Linked DNA regions of Homo sapiens: regions 1 and 2 are each linked to region 3. The links are chromatin contacts, found by Hi-C or POLR2A ChIA-PET in ENCODE. All regions are on one chromosome and are shown on one strand. Each heading gives the region's core, a stretch centred on a gene start or an enhancer-like site at or near the end of the contact. The rest is flanking DNA. Distances are from core to core; before and after follow the strand shown. Region 1 holds the start of OAS1 (2'-5'-oligoadenylate synthetase 1). Region 2 overlaps NAA25 (N-alpha-acetyltransferase 25, NatB auxiliary subunit). Region 3 holds the start of RPL6 (ribosomal protein L6).

Region 1 (4,426 bases), core at 1,556-4,055, 500 kb before region 3:
ACTATTCCGTGTCCCTCTGTGAGTTCACTGTGGTGTTTTGAGGTGCCTTCATATACAGCTGGGAAATTCATAGTTTTGACTGATTGACTGATTGATTGAGACAGGGTCTTGCTCTTGCTCTGTGCCTAGGATGGAGTGCAGTGGTACATTCGTGGCTCACTGACACCTCGAATCCTTGGCTGGCCTCATGTGATCGTTCAGTCTCAGCGTCCTGAATAACTGCGACCACAGGCATGTACCACCACACTTGGCTAATGTTTTAAAATTTTTAGTAGAGATGAGGTTTCACTTTGCTGCCCAGGCTGGTCTTGAACTCCTGGGCTCAAGCGACCCTCCTGCCTCAGCCTCCAAAAGTGTTGGAATTACAAGCATGAGCCACCACACTTGGCTGGAAGTTCCTATTTTTGAACACCTATTACTCATCAGAGCTGAATGTAGATGATCATTTATCACTTAAAATAATGATATGATACAGGTAGTGTGGTTTTACCAATTCTCCTGATGTGGCAAGGGAGCCTCTGAGAGGTTACACTTCCTGTCCAAATGTTCCTGCAAATTATAAATATCTATCTCCCAACGTGCTGCATACGTTTGATGAGATCTCATGTTGGGACAAAGATGAGAGTAACATGAACTTTAAGCCACATCTTTGCTGCCTGATTTTAGAAAGATAAAATTCACACATTTTGCCTTAAACAGAACCAGTAAGCCTTGCAGATGTTCTGTAAGAAATGTCTTTGTCCCCACATTATGCCAATTTGCTGTTTAATGTCTCTCCTGTGATAGATCATGACCGTATTCATTCTTGCCCCGGGACAGATCCTAAGATCTCCTCCCACCCTGCTTTAGAGAGATGCCCTGTTGGGGCAAAAAGCTCTCAAACTGTGGGAGATTTCTGCTCAGAAATGGGAAGAGGGAGAAAAAGAAGCTGGGAGCTCTCACCCAGGGCATCAAAGGCAGGCAGCACATCGAACTCCACCCCCTCCCCGAGCTGGAGCGAACTCAGTACGAAGCTGAGCGCACGGGGGTTGCCCCAGCGTGGAGCCTGGACCTCAAACTTCACGGAAAATGCTCTCTCTCTTTGACAGGCTTCCAGCTGTCTCCTAATTTCCTGGATGAACTCTCCCCGGCGATTTAACTGATCCTGAAAAGTGGTGAGAGGACTGAGGAAGACAACCAGGTCAGCGTCAGATCGGCCTCTGAGGGTGGTGCCCTTGCCTGAGGAGCCACCCTGAAAAAGACGACAAAAATAATAATTGATGCTTAGTGAGGCAAACCTCCCTAAATAAAATGACAGGAGCAATCACTAACATTATGGAGCACTAGCCACTGTTCTGAAGGCATTGCATGTCTTAAACTCCTATAATGCTCACAATGATGCTATGATTTGGATGCCATTATCATTAGTTCCCATTTTACAGATGGGAAAATGGATGCTCAGTGAGATAATATATCAGCCCCATCACCCAGCTAGTAGGTGGCAAATACAATTCAAACCTGGGGGCCTTCTTCCAGGATCTGTGTTCTTTTCCCATTGTCCTTTACGATGCCCAGGACTAGCTTATGCTGGGTGGTTCACACTTACTATTTTACTTAATCTACACGGCCCTATGAGGTATTGAGGGAAAGTAGAGGAAAAATCAGTTAGGTAAATGGTCAAGGCTGGGCCCTGGAGGAGCGGCCTGCCTGAAACTGGCGCAGGGAGTGGGACTTACCTAAAACAAATCCACAGTTATACATACAAGAGAAGCAGCGCTTTATGCTTGCCTAGAGATATACCCACAGCTGCATAAGGTAAGGGAAGTTGCACAGCTTTACTGATAAAAAGTTTCTCAAACAGTTACAGGGAGGAGAGTGGTTTCTTATAAAAGTTTTTTGCATTCAGCTGCAATCTGGCAATCCACTCAGACTTCCCTCTCCACAGTGGAGACAGCTTTCTTCTTTTGCTTACTGAACTTTTGCTCCAAGCTCACGTTTGTGTCCATGTTCCTTAATTTTCTTGGATGCAGGACAAAGAACCTTGGGTACTAATTCAGTGAGAAGCTGCTACATTAAGGTGCACTGGCAAGACTGCAACAGTATTGGGGATTATGGCTGAGGAAATTGGAACACAGAGTAGTTAAGTGACTTGCTCAAGGTCTTGCAGCCAGCAGGTGCTATTTGCTTTCAAAACATATGATTCTTCACTGCAGAAATGGTGAGCCCCTAGCCTGGCCACGAATTAGCAAACTGTTTACCAGAGCTGGGATTCAGTTCCCTATTTCTGAAATGGGCATCGCCCAGGACAGTGGTTCATAAACTTCAGCGGGAAGTAGGGGGGAGGGTCACTTGTTAATAATAGGGATGTAGGATTTCACCCCAGAATCTATTTTAACATGCTGTGTGGATAAATAAGAAACCACCATCCCAGAAGATCTCAGCTCTCTGTACTCACATTTGCACCCTGGGTTCTAGGTTTTTGCTTCTCTCTCTCTCTCTCTCTCATTCTCAATCTCAACTCTTGCACATTCAGCCACCCCTCCCCTGGCCAGGCAGGCCTGGACTCACCTTTACCACCTTGGACACACACACAGGGTAGGAGCTACCTCGGAAGCACCTTTCCTTCAGGAACCCACAGATGATGTCAATGGCATGGTTGATTTGCATGCGGAAACACGTGTCTGGCAAGAGATAGTCTTCAATGAACTTGTCCAGAGATTTGGCTGGGGTATTTCTGAGATCCATCATTGACAGGAGAGAGAGTGGCAACAGAACTGCCTCCCAGACCTGTTTGCTTTTATCTCTTCTGCTGACTGAGCTTGGACTGCTGTTGGTTTCGTTTCCTCAGAAGGGAGGAGCTGTCTTTGCACTTTCCTTTTGCAAATCAGACACTCCCCTGATCCCAGTGCTGAATTTCATCTGCTCACTCTTCTGCTTCCTGAAACTTACCCTTTGTCCTTTAGCCAGCAACAAGCAGCCCAGCCTTTCTCTGAACTCTGCTCTGGAAATGCATTTTAACCTCCAGCCAACATAAATCTTATTTAACAGATTTTGTGTTTCCTTCTTTATCTTTTTTTTGTTGTTGATGAAATCCTTTCACAGTTGTCTGTGGTATTTTCCAGCAATACATGCCCACTGCAAAAAGAAAAAAAGTCAGAAAAACCAGGAAGTGGAAAGATCATCTATGATTCTAACACTACAAAATTGCCTCTATAAACGTTTTGATATAGAGCTTTCCAGATTTTTTTCAAATGTTAACACACACACAAACACAGGTCTCTTTTCTTTTTGTTAAGAATGGTATTATACTATGCTTTTTTCCCTTTCAATTAGTAGATTTTTATTTTATTTTATTATTTTTTGGAGACAGGATCTTGCTTTGTTATCCAGGCTGGAGTGCAGGGGCATGATCATGACTCGTGCAACCTCAACTTCCTGGGTTCAAGGGATCCTCCTGCCCCAGCCTCCTGAATACCTGGGACTACAGGCATGCGTTACTGCACCCAGCTCATTTTTTATTTTTTGTAGAGACAAGGTCTTGCTATGTTGCCCAGGTTGGATTTTATTTCTCACAGCAGTTTTAGGCTTACAGAAATATTGAGCTGAATGTGCAGAGAGTTCCATAAGCTCTCTCTCCTGCCAATAAGTTCCTCTATTATTAACAGTACTGTGATACATTTGTTACAATTGATGAATTGATATTAATACATCATAATTAACAAAAGTCCATTTACATTAAGGTTTACATTAAGGTTCACTCTTGTGTCCTACAGTTCTATGGATTTTGCCAAACATAACATGTCATGTATCCACCATTACAGCACCATGCAGAATAGTTTTGAGATAGGAGGTGGGGCTTGACTCAGGGCCAGATTGAAGACTGGCTGGCATGAGCACCAGCACCATGAACAGTTTACTCATTCCCTGGCAATGACCCAGTTACCACCCTTCTTCTAGAAATTTCTGAATAACCTGCCCTTAATTTGCACGTATTTAAAAGTGGGTATGAATGTGACTATAGAAGTGCCCTGAGCTGCTGCTCTCCAGGCACTGCCTATGGGGTGGCCCTGCTCTGCAGGGACAGTCACAGAACTGTAACCCTGCTGCCTCAATAAACCTTTTTCTTCCTCCTCTAGCTCACCCTTGAATTCCTTCCTGGACGAAGCCAAGAGCCTTCCCGGACGGTGTCCCAGTTTTGGGGCTCCCCTGCCCTGCAAGAGTTTCACTACCTTAAAATCCCCTATGCCTCACCTGTTCATCCCTCTCTGAGTTAGATCTTTCTTCTCCTAATATATGCATTCAATGCTATAACTTTCCCTCTAAACACTACTTTCACTACATCCCACACTTTTTGATAGGCTGTTTTTTCATTTTAATTTAATTCAAAATATATTTATTTATTTTGTTGAGACAGGGTCTCACTCTGTTGCCCAGGCTGGGGTGCAGT
Region 2 (4,340 bases), core at 1,819-4,318, 330 kb after region 3:
GACATGGTGGATTGATAATTATGTGCCCAATTAACAGTAATGTTAATATCAATAGTGCAAGCAGGGGAGAATTAGAATGAAACATTATTTTTCTTCTTTCAGTCTATATCGGCACAGGATGAAAACCTCTCAAAAACAATGTTTCTGCCCCTTGCTGAGAGAATGGTCGAAAAAATGGTGAAAGAGGACAAGATAGAAGCTGAGGCTGAAGTGAGTATTTTAAGCCTTACTTTTGTGTTTTCATTTTTTTGCTAGTGCTACAATATTATGTTATAATACTATGAACTGTTGTTTTGTTCCAGTTTGATAGCTGGGTCCTCACTTTTGGCCTTTGGGTAAATCTGAAGCCCTCAGCGTAGGTCTAATCACTGACCTGTTTCCAGCAAGTACTCTAGGCTGAGATGTGTATAGACGGGAGAGATATAGATGGAGAAGATCCTGTTACCTGCTTCGTACTGTCAGTTTCATCTCATTTGAAGACATGCTCTATTAAATAACTTTTTAAAAACCTATAAATGACTGTCTTTTTATTATTGAAAAGTTTCAGAGGTTGCACTTCTTGTTTTTTTTCTGTAAGGTTGAACTTTATTATATGATCCTGGAACGTTTGGGAAAGTACCAGGAGGCCTTGGATGTCATCAGAGGGAAATTAGGAGGTAATTTTTAAACATTTTCTTAAAGCTTTTTTTTTTTCCTATTTAAACATGAAAAATGTTTATTGTAGAAAATTTCCACATAAGGATATAAAGACATAAACACTTTTGATCATTTTGTTATATTCTTCCAGACTTTTCTGTATGTTGTAAATTTATTTTTAAAAATGTTTTTACTTGAAAATAACAGATTCAGAAACTTCAAGGAGTGTGAAAGGTTATACTCCAGATCTCTAGCCGTCTTCCCCTAGGTTTTCCTCCAGTTACACTTTATATTCTTGTAAAGATTCATCTTCCCCACTTTTTTTTTTAAACACGAATGAAAACATAATATACCTGGCTCATAGAATAATCTTATTCAGTTAGCACAATGTTTTTATTTAAAAAAAATTTTTCTTTAAAAATTTTAAATTAATTAATGCCCCTCTAGTCAGGATTTGTACTCTGTAGATACCGCAAACATTCCTTCTTTATTTGTATGTCTGTCTTATGAAGGCATTTGAGTTTGTGACCTCTGCTGTGCATACTCTTATACCCATACTTTATTTTTATTATTTATTTATTTATTTTAAAGAGATGAGGTCTCACTGTTTTGCCCAGGCTGGACTTGAACTCCTGGGCTCAAGTGATTCTCCCATCTCAGCCTCCCAAGTAGCTAGGACGACGGGCACACACCACCACACTGGGCTCCATTATTTCTTTCTTTCTTTTTTTTTTTGGAGACAGAGTCTCACTCTGTGGCCAGGCTAGAGTGCAGTGGTGCGATCTCGGCTCACTGCAACCTCTGCCTCCTGGGTTCAAGTGATTCTCCTGCCTCAGCCTCGTGAGTAGCTGGGACTACAGGCACACACCACCACGCCCAGCTAATTTTTGTATTTTTAGTAGAGACGGGGTTTCAACATGTTGGCCAGGCTGGTTTCAAACTCCTAACCTCAAGTGATCTGCCTGCCTCTGCCTCCCAAAGTGCTGGGATTACAGGTGTGAGCCACCACGCCTGGCCTCCATTATTTTATTATTATTATTATTATTTTAACTAAATAGTATTTCCTAGAGATAAAGTTCACTACCTCACTCCTTTAATAACTGTCCAGTGTTCCACAGTGTGAATGTAGAAATTTACTTAACCAGTTTTTGATGGATATTTAGGCTACTCACAAGAAACTTCTTGTTTTTTTTTGTTGTTGTTGTTGTTTTTGAGACAGGGCCTTGCTCTGTTAGCCAGGCTAGAATGCAGTGGCATCATCACAGCTCACTGCAGCCTTGATCTCCTGGGTTTAAGTTATCCTCTCACCACAGCCTCCTAAATAGTTAGGACTCCAGGCGTATGCCATCAAACCTGGCTAATTTTTATATTTTTTGTAGAGGTGGGGTCTCAATATGTTGCCCAGGCTGGTCTCGAACTCCTGGTCTCAAGCGATCTGCCTGCTTCAGCCTCCCAAAGTGCTGGGATTACTACAGGTGTGACCTGTCAGGCCTGGCCCTTTTTTTTTTTTAAACTACATTATAGCTCTATGGATAGTAAAAAGTTAGATTCTCAACAGGAAATTCATAATGTAATTTTTGGTATCCTTAATCTGCTAAACAGTTGGGCAAATCTAATTTGGTCAGAACTATCATCCTAGTTTTTTTGTTTTCAGTTGTTTGGAAAGATTTGATTCCTCTCCACTCTTTTTTGTCTTCTTCCAACATCTCATCTTTCTTAGCTCATGTCAGCTCAGTCCTCTTTGATGTTTTGGAACTGTATGGATGGGCAGCTTGTCTATGGACTAAATTTACTAGTCCCTAGATGCTGTTGGGATTTTATAAGTATATCCCATGTACTATTAATAGATGTTCAACCCAATACATTGTGAAACCTATCCTTTTACAAAGAAAATGATTATAAAAATTTACTGTCAGTAATGTACTTTTTTCTTTGAAGTAAAATAATCTTTAATAAGATAGTAGTAGTTTGTATGTAATAGTGGTCCCATTTTCTAAGAGAGTGAATAAGAAAATGTGACATTTAGGCCGGGCCCGGTAGCTCACAGCTGTAATCCCAGCACTCTGGGAGGCTGGGATGGGTGGATCACCTGAGGTCAGGAGTTTAAGACCAGCCTGGCCAACATGGTGAAATCCTGTCTCTACTAAAAATACAAAAATTAGCCAGGCGTGGTGGCAGATGCCTGTAATCCCAGCTACTTGGGAGGCTGAGACAGGAGAATCGCTTGAATCCAGGAGGTGGAGGTTGCAGTGAGCCAAGATCGTGCCATTGCACTCCAGCCTGGGTGACAAGAGTGAAACTCCATCTCAAAAAAAAAGAAAAGAAAATGTGACATTTTCCTTCTTGTGGTTGGACTCTATTCTGGTTATTGAGCAGAAATGAAACCAGCTTACCAACTTTTATAACTTTTGATTTTAGAGAAGTTGACAAGTGAGATTCAGAGTCGGGAAAATAAATGCATGGCTATGTACAAGAAGCTGAGCAGGTGGCCAGAGTGCAATGCCCTTTCCCGGCGCCTCTTACTAAAAAAGTGAGTAAAAGCTTTCTTTTGTACCATTTGACTGTAGTGAGGCTTTAAGACCTCACTATTGATTTTCTTGGTGTCTGTGTTTTGAAGTTTCTGGGCATAAAGTCTTCTTATAGTAGTTGTGTCCTGCATGTTTCTAAAAGTTTTTAAGGAGCCTTCATCTTTCAGTAGAGTATTATAATGGTACTTGTAGGCTGGGCATGGTGGCTCATGCCTATGATCCCAGCACTTTGAGAGGCCAAGGTGGGCAGATCACTTGAGGTCAGGAGTTTGAGACCAGCCTGGCCAACATGGCGAAACCCTGTCTTTACTGAAAATACAAAAATTAGCTAGTTGTGGTGGTGCGTGCCTGTAGTCCCAGCCCCTCGGGAAGCTGAGGCACAAGAATCGCTTGAACCTGGGAGGCAGAGGTTGCAGTGAGCTGAGATCATGCCACTGCACTCCAGCCTGGGTGACAACAATGAGACTCCATCTCAAAAAAAAAAAAAAGATACTTGTGCCACCATGGTGCTGAATTCTAGTTAGGGCTTAAGAATGAACACTGAAAATCATTAATTTCTCAAATTCAGTATTCCCCTAAAAGAGAGAGGCTTCATTCTTTGCTACAACACTTCTCTCCCCTTCCCTCTATTTTGGAAGTGCTTATGTGGGGACTTTTCTGTTATGAATATTAGTTTTCTAGACCTGGTCATTTTATTGAAGGAAAGAGTAGTTTACTACTCTTTACAAATACAAAGTAGTATTACTTTGAAAATGCCCTTTTAGATTTGCAAAGGAAACATGGAGTGGGTGGGGGTAAGCCAACCTACTACATACTAAAATATAACTTACAAAATAAATTGAATATCATGGTTCCTAAGGAAGATCTGTCACAACTTGGGTTTAATCCTGTGTGCATCATTCAATCTGATTTTAGCTCAGATGACTGGCAGTTCTATCTGACTTATTTCGATTCTGTCTTTCGACTGATTGAAGAGGCCTGGAGTCCTCCTGCTGAAGGTGAACAGTAAGTTGTCTTCTTTCCTGAATTATAACAGCACTTTTTAATATAGTGTAGTGAAAGGATTTCATTATAAGCCAATTGAATTCTCTTTTTCTGTCTCAATAAAGTATTCCTTTCAAAGTAAGACATTTTTTCATATTTTTTAAAGTATAAAATACACAAGTTCATTCTAAA
Region 3 (3,950 bases), core at 634-3,133:
AAAAAAAGGGCAGTGTTCATCTGATCATTGTATTTGTATCCTCAGTGAATCAGAACCAGAAAAAGGCTAAATGATTCCCAGAGACACAGCCATGAAGCAGGTGGTTTCGATCTGAAAAAATCAAGGTGAAAAGCTCTAGCAACCAGAAAGAAACGAATGGAGGAAAATGGAAAACGCAAGCTAGAAGGTATTACAAATGTGTACATGTTGGCTTAAGGGCTTTGAAGCAGTAAAGAACTATCACATATACTGTGTTGTGTATTTTGTAAAAGATAATAAATATTCTTATTTTTAATTCTAACATGAGCAAAACTCTCATGCATCTTCATTAATCATCTCTTTAATCTTGCAGCCTAATGGTTAAGAGTGCAATCTTTGGAATCAGATCTATGCTGTGAGCAAGTTACTTAATGTCCTTGAGACTCAGTTTCCTCATAATAGTATCATTCACAGGTTGTTGGGAGAATTAAATGAAATAAAGCAAGGCACATTGTATGCAATATTGCCTATTATCTCCCATGCATAAACTTTAGCAGAATACTTGACAACAACTAGGATGTTGATGATCAGATGATTGTAGTGGTGATGGTGACAATAACAAGAGCTAACAGTTCGCCAGGTGCGGTGGCTCACGCCTGTAATCCTAGCACTTTGGGAGGCTGAGGCGGGTGGATTACTTGAGGTCAGGAGTTCAAAACCAGCTTGGCCATCATGGTGAAACTCTGTCTCTACTAAAAATACAAAAAATTAGCTGGGCATGGTGGTGTGCGCCTGTAATCCCTGCTACTTGGGAGGCTGAGGCAGGAGAATCACTTGAACCCAGGAGGCAGAGGTTGCCGTGAGCCAAGATCGTGCCACCACACTCCAGCCTGGGTGACAGAGCGAGACTCCATCTCAAAAAAAAAAAAAAAAAAAAAAAAAAAAAAAAAAAAAGAGCTAACACTTATGTAGCATTTACCATCCATCAAATAATCAAATATGCTTCTCAGTACTGTTGTATATATTATTTAATGTTCCCAACATCCTTATGAAGTAAGTTACTATTGTTATCCTCACTTTAATTTTTTTTTACTTTTTTTAAGACAGAGTCTCATTCTGTAGGCCAGGCCGGAGGACGGGAATGAGAAAGGCCATGTACAAGAGGAAGTAGTCAGCCGCTAAATCCAAGGTAAGGGAAGAGGGGACCACTGACCTAATCTCAAGTGACAAGATTAGAGTTCACTGCACTGCAGCCCAGACCTCCAAGACTCAAGTGATCCTCCCGCCTTAGCCTCCCGAATAGCTGGGACTACAGGCACTAACAACCACACTCGGCTAATTTTTTTTCTTTTTTTCTTTTTTTTGTTGTTGTTATTGTTTTGAGACTGAGTCTGGCTCTATTTCCCAGGCTGGAGTGCGGTGGCACGCAGTGGCACGATCTTTGGAGTGCTGGGATTACAGGCGTGAGCCACCGTGTCCGGCCCTTTTTTTTTTTTTTTTCTTTTTTGAGAATCTTGCTCTGTTGCCTAGAGCGCAGTGTCGCGATCTTGGCTCACTGCAATCTCCACCTCCAGATTCAAGTGATTCTCCTGCCTCCGCGCCTCGACTGGCTGTCATTACAGACACGCACCACCCACGCCCGGCTACCTTTTGTATTTTTAGTAGAGACGGGATTTCACCATGTTGGCCAGGCTGGTCTCGAACTGCCAACCTCAGAGGATCCTCCTGCCTCGGCCTCCCAAAGGGCTGGGATTACAGGCGTGAGCCACCGCACCCGGCCTAGGATTTACTACTTTTTTCTTAACGGGGAAATACTACATTCCCCATGATGCCCCAGATCCGGAAGGAAGTGAGACTCGCACTTCCCATGATTGCTTATAGACCGGAAGCCGGGACCTTAATTCTCTTTCCCATCTTGCAAGGTAAGAATCGCGGGCCTGTCTGCAAGACTTGAGTTCAGGACTCCCAATCCTTCGCCATCCGAACCTGGAGGGCATCCAGTCGACACCTACAGGGGTCGGACATGTCCAAGGCTAACTGAGAGGCCTTCCAGACGCTTCATTTTTGTTGTTTGGGTTTGCGGCAGGGCACAAAGAGGGTGAGGTAGAATGCCGTAGTGGCTCCCTCCGGTTCTTCGCCACTCTCTTGGGCTGGGGGAACGAGGCCCTTTCGGGGACCCGTAGCAGACTGGTGGGTGTTAGAGGAAGCGGGGAGACGGCGCGTGCACTGTGTTCCTGGTCCTGGGTTCCAGAGGATGACACTGAGCCTGTCGCAGCCACGTTGGGGTTCCGCACTGAAGCCAAAAGGTTTCGCGTCTCCCAGCGTCCCCGACCGGAAGTCGCCTCTTGGTCTTTGCGATCTTTTTCTCTGGCTCAATTTGGGCTGATTCCGTTTGTGTCCGCAATTCCTAAATCGAGTTTCTTGAAAAGAGACACTGGTCTTAAGGGTTAAGACGAAAGGTACTGAAAGTAAGGGATTTCAAGTTCTGGTCTTGGTGCTTCTAACCTGTGGACACATTCTGCATCTAAGTTTTCTAATTCGCAAAACAGTAATAAAAAATAATGGTTGTACGGACTTCTGACCGCTCAGTATTTGGCAAAAAACCTAATAGGTGTGAGGTAGTTTCAAATTCTCAAAAAAAAAGTTTATAGTGTATTGGGGAGACAAACCCCAAATGAGTCATAGTGAAGGTTGGAGTAGAATGGGTAGAGTTTGAGAGGAAGGCCTGTATCTTACCGGGGGAGGGATTGTAGTCTGGGGAGCCCAGCCCATTCATGTACAGGTTCATTATTGTCTTGTTAGAGAGATGACTGGTGAAATGCCTTTTTTTATCTACAAAAAAATATTTTTAGATGGCGGGTGAAAAAGTTGAGAAGCCAGATACTAAAGAGAAGAAACCCGAAGCCAAGAAGGTTGATGCTGGTGGCAAGGTGAAAAAGGGTAACCTCAAAGCTAAAAAGCCCAAGAAGGGGAAGCCCCATTGCAGCCGCAACCCTGTCCTTGTCAGAGGAATTGGCAGGTATTCCCGATCTGCCATGTATTCCAGAAAGGCCATGTACAAGAGGAAGTACTCAGCCGCTAAATCCAAGGTAAGGGAAGAGGACCACGGACCATTATGTCTTAACCTTAATTGGCATTCTCTTACTGTTGATGCATTTGTGTCCTTGTAGGTTGAAAAGAAAAAGAAGGAGAAGGTTCTCGCAACTGTTACAAAACCAGTTGGTGGTGACAAGAACGGCGGTACCCGGGTGGTTAAACTTCGCAAAATGGTAAGATGTGGGGACTGTAAATTGGATTTTCTGTTTATGCTTGAATACTGTGAAGATGTTTTTGAATACTTAGATACTGTAAGTTTCTGCATACCGGAGAATTTCTGATAGAAAATAAAGGGCTCTGGGTTTGTAACTTGGCTTCAACATTTACTGTTAATCTTAAGTAATTTAAATTACTCGTCTGTGCTTTGTTCCTTTGCATATAATATGGGAATGAGGCTGAGTGTGGTGGCTAATGCCTGTAATCCCAGCACTTTGGGAGGCTGAGGCGAGCAGATCACCTGAGGTCAGGAGTTCAAGACCAGCCTGGCCAACATGGTGAAACCACATCTCTAGTAAAAATATACAAATTAGCTGGTTGCGTGCCTGTAGTCCCAGCTGCTCTGGAGGCTGAGGCAGAAGAATCGCTTGAACCCGGGAGGCAGAGATTGCACTACTGCACTCCAGCCTGGGCGACAGAGGGAGGCTTCATCTCAAAAAAAGATAAGATGGGAATGAGGGTTTACCTCAAAGAGTTTTTATGGAGATTAAATGAAATAATACATAGCCTGTTCTATAGAACATTTCCCACTAGAGCAGTGTTTCTTGGCCCCCTTTACCACACACAAGACCCAATGTAATCTCAGGATTTGCTCTGTAATTTTCATTATGGGAACATTCCCAAATAAGTTAACACCATACAGTTTCACAGTTGAAGAT

The links. A loop is a pair of places that touch in the nucleus more often than their neighbours do. ChIA-PET counts read pairs that join two places held with the same protein, here RNA polymerase II (POLR2A). Pooled maps may share reads with other maps.
Region 1: a loop to region 3 is called in a pooled map, with 4 times the contacts of the local background. The contact joins the promoter of OAS1 here to the promoter of RPL6 in region 3. A Hi-C loop is called at or near these places in 6 of 50 pooled maps. POLR2A ChIA-PET finds 5 or more read pairs at or near these places in 2 of 52 experiments (CD4-positive, alpha-beta T cell and Caco-2).
Region 2: a loop to region 3 is called in a pooled map, with 2.7 times the contacts of the local background. The contact joins the enhancer-like site here to the promoter of RPL6 in region 3. A Hi-C loop is called at or near these places in 2 of 50 pooled maps. POLR2A ChIA-PET finds 5 or more read pairs at or near these places in 4 of 52 experiments (WTC11, activated CD4-positive, alpha-beta T cell, activated naive CD4-positive, alpha-beta T cell and 1 more).

The regions. Positions count from the first base shown.
Region 1 is chr12:112,905,341-112,909,766 of GRCh38, reverse strand. It overlaps OAS1 (2'-5'-oligoadenylate synthetase 1), which reads right to left and starts at 2,805. Exons shown (of 6, transcript NM_016816.4): 1 at 2,548-2,805; 2 at 943-1,231. The coding sequence starts at 2,727. RefSeq lists an enhancer at 2,525-2,964.
Region 2 is chr12:112,074,504-112,078,843 of GRCh38, reverse strand. NAA25 (N-alpha-acetyltransferase 25, NatB auxiliary subunit) reads left to right here. Exons shown (of 24, transcript NM_024953.4): 6 at 103-210; 7 at 578-656; 8 at 3,055-3,166; 9 at 4,080-4,169. Among named protein-coding and RNA genes, the nearest start is that of NAA25, 32 kb to the left of the region's middle. Within about 2 kb of position 3,068, at least 2 of the 41 ENCODE cell types and tissues checked have a DNase peak (open chromatin) inside an H3K27ac peak, as active enhancers do.
Region 3 is chr12:112,407,538-112,411,487 of GRCh38, reverse strand. It overlaps RPL6 (ribosomal protein L6), which reads left to right and starts at 1,883. Exons shown (of 7, transcript NM_000970.6): 1 at 1,883-1,901; 2 at 2,832-3,068; 3 at 3,150-3,248. The coding sequence starts at 2,832. RefSeq lists an enhancer at 2,073-2,252.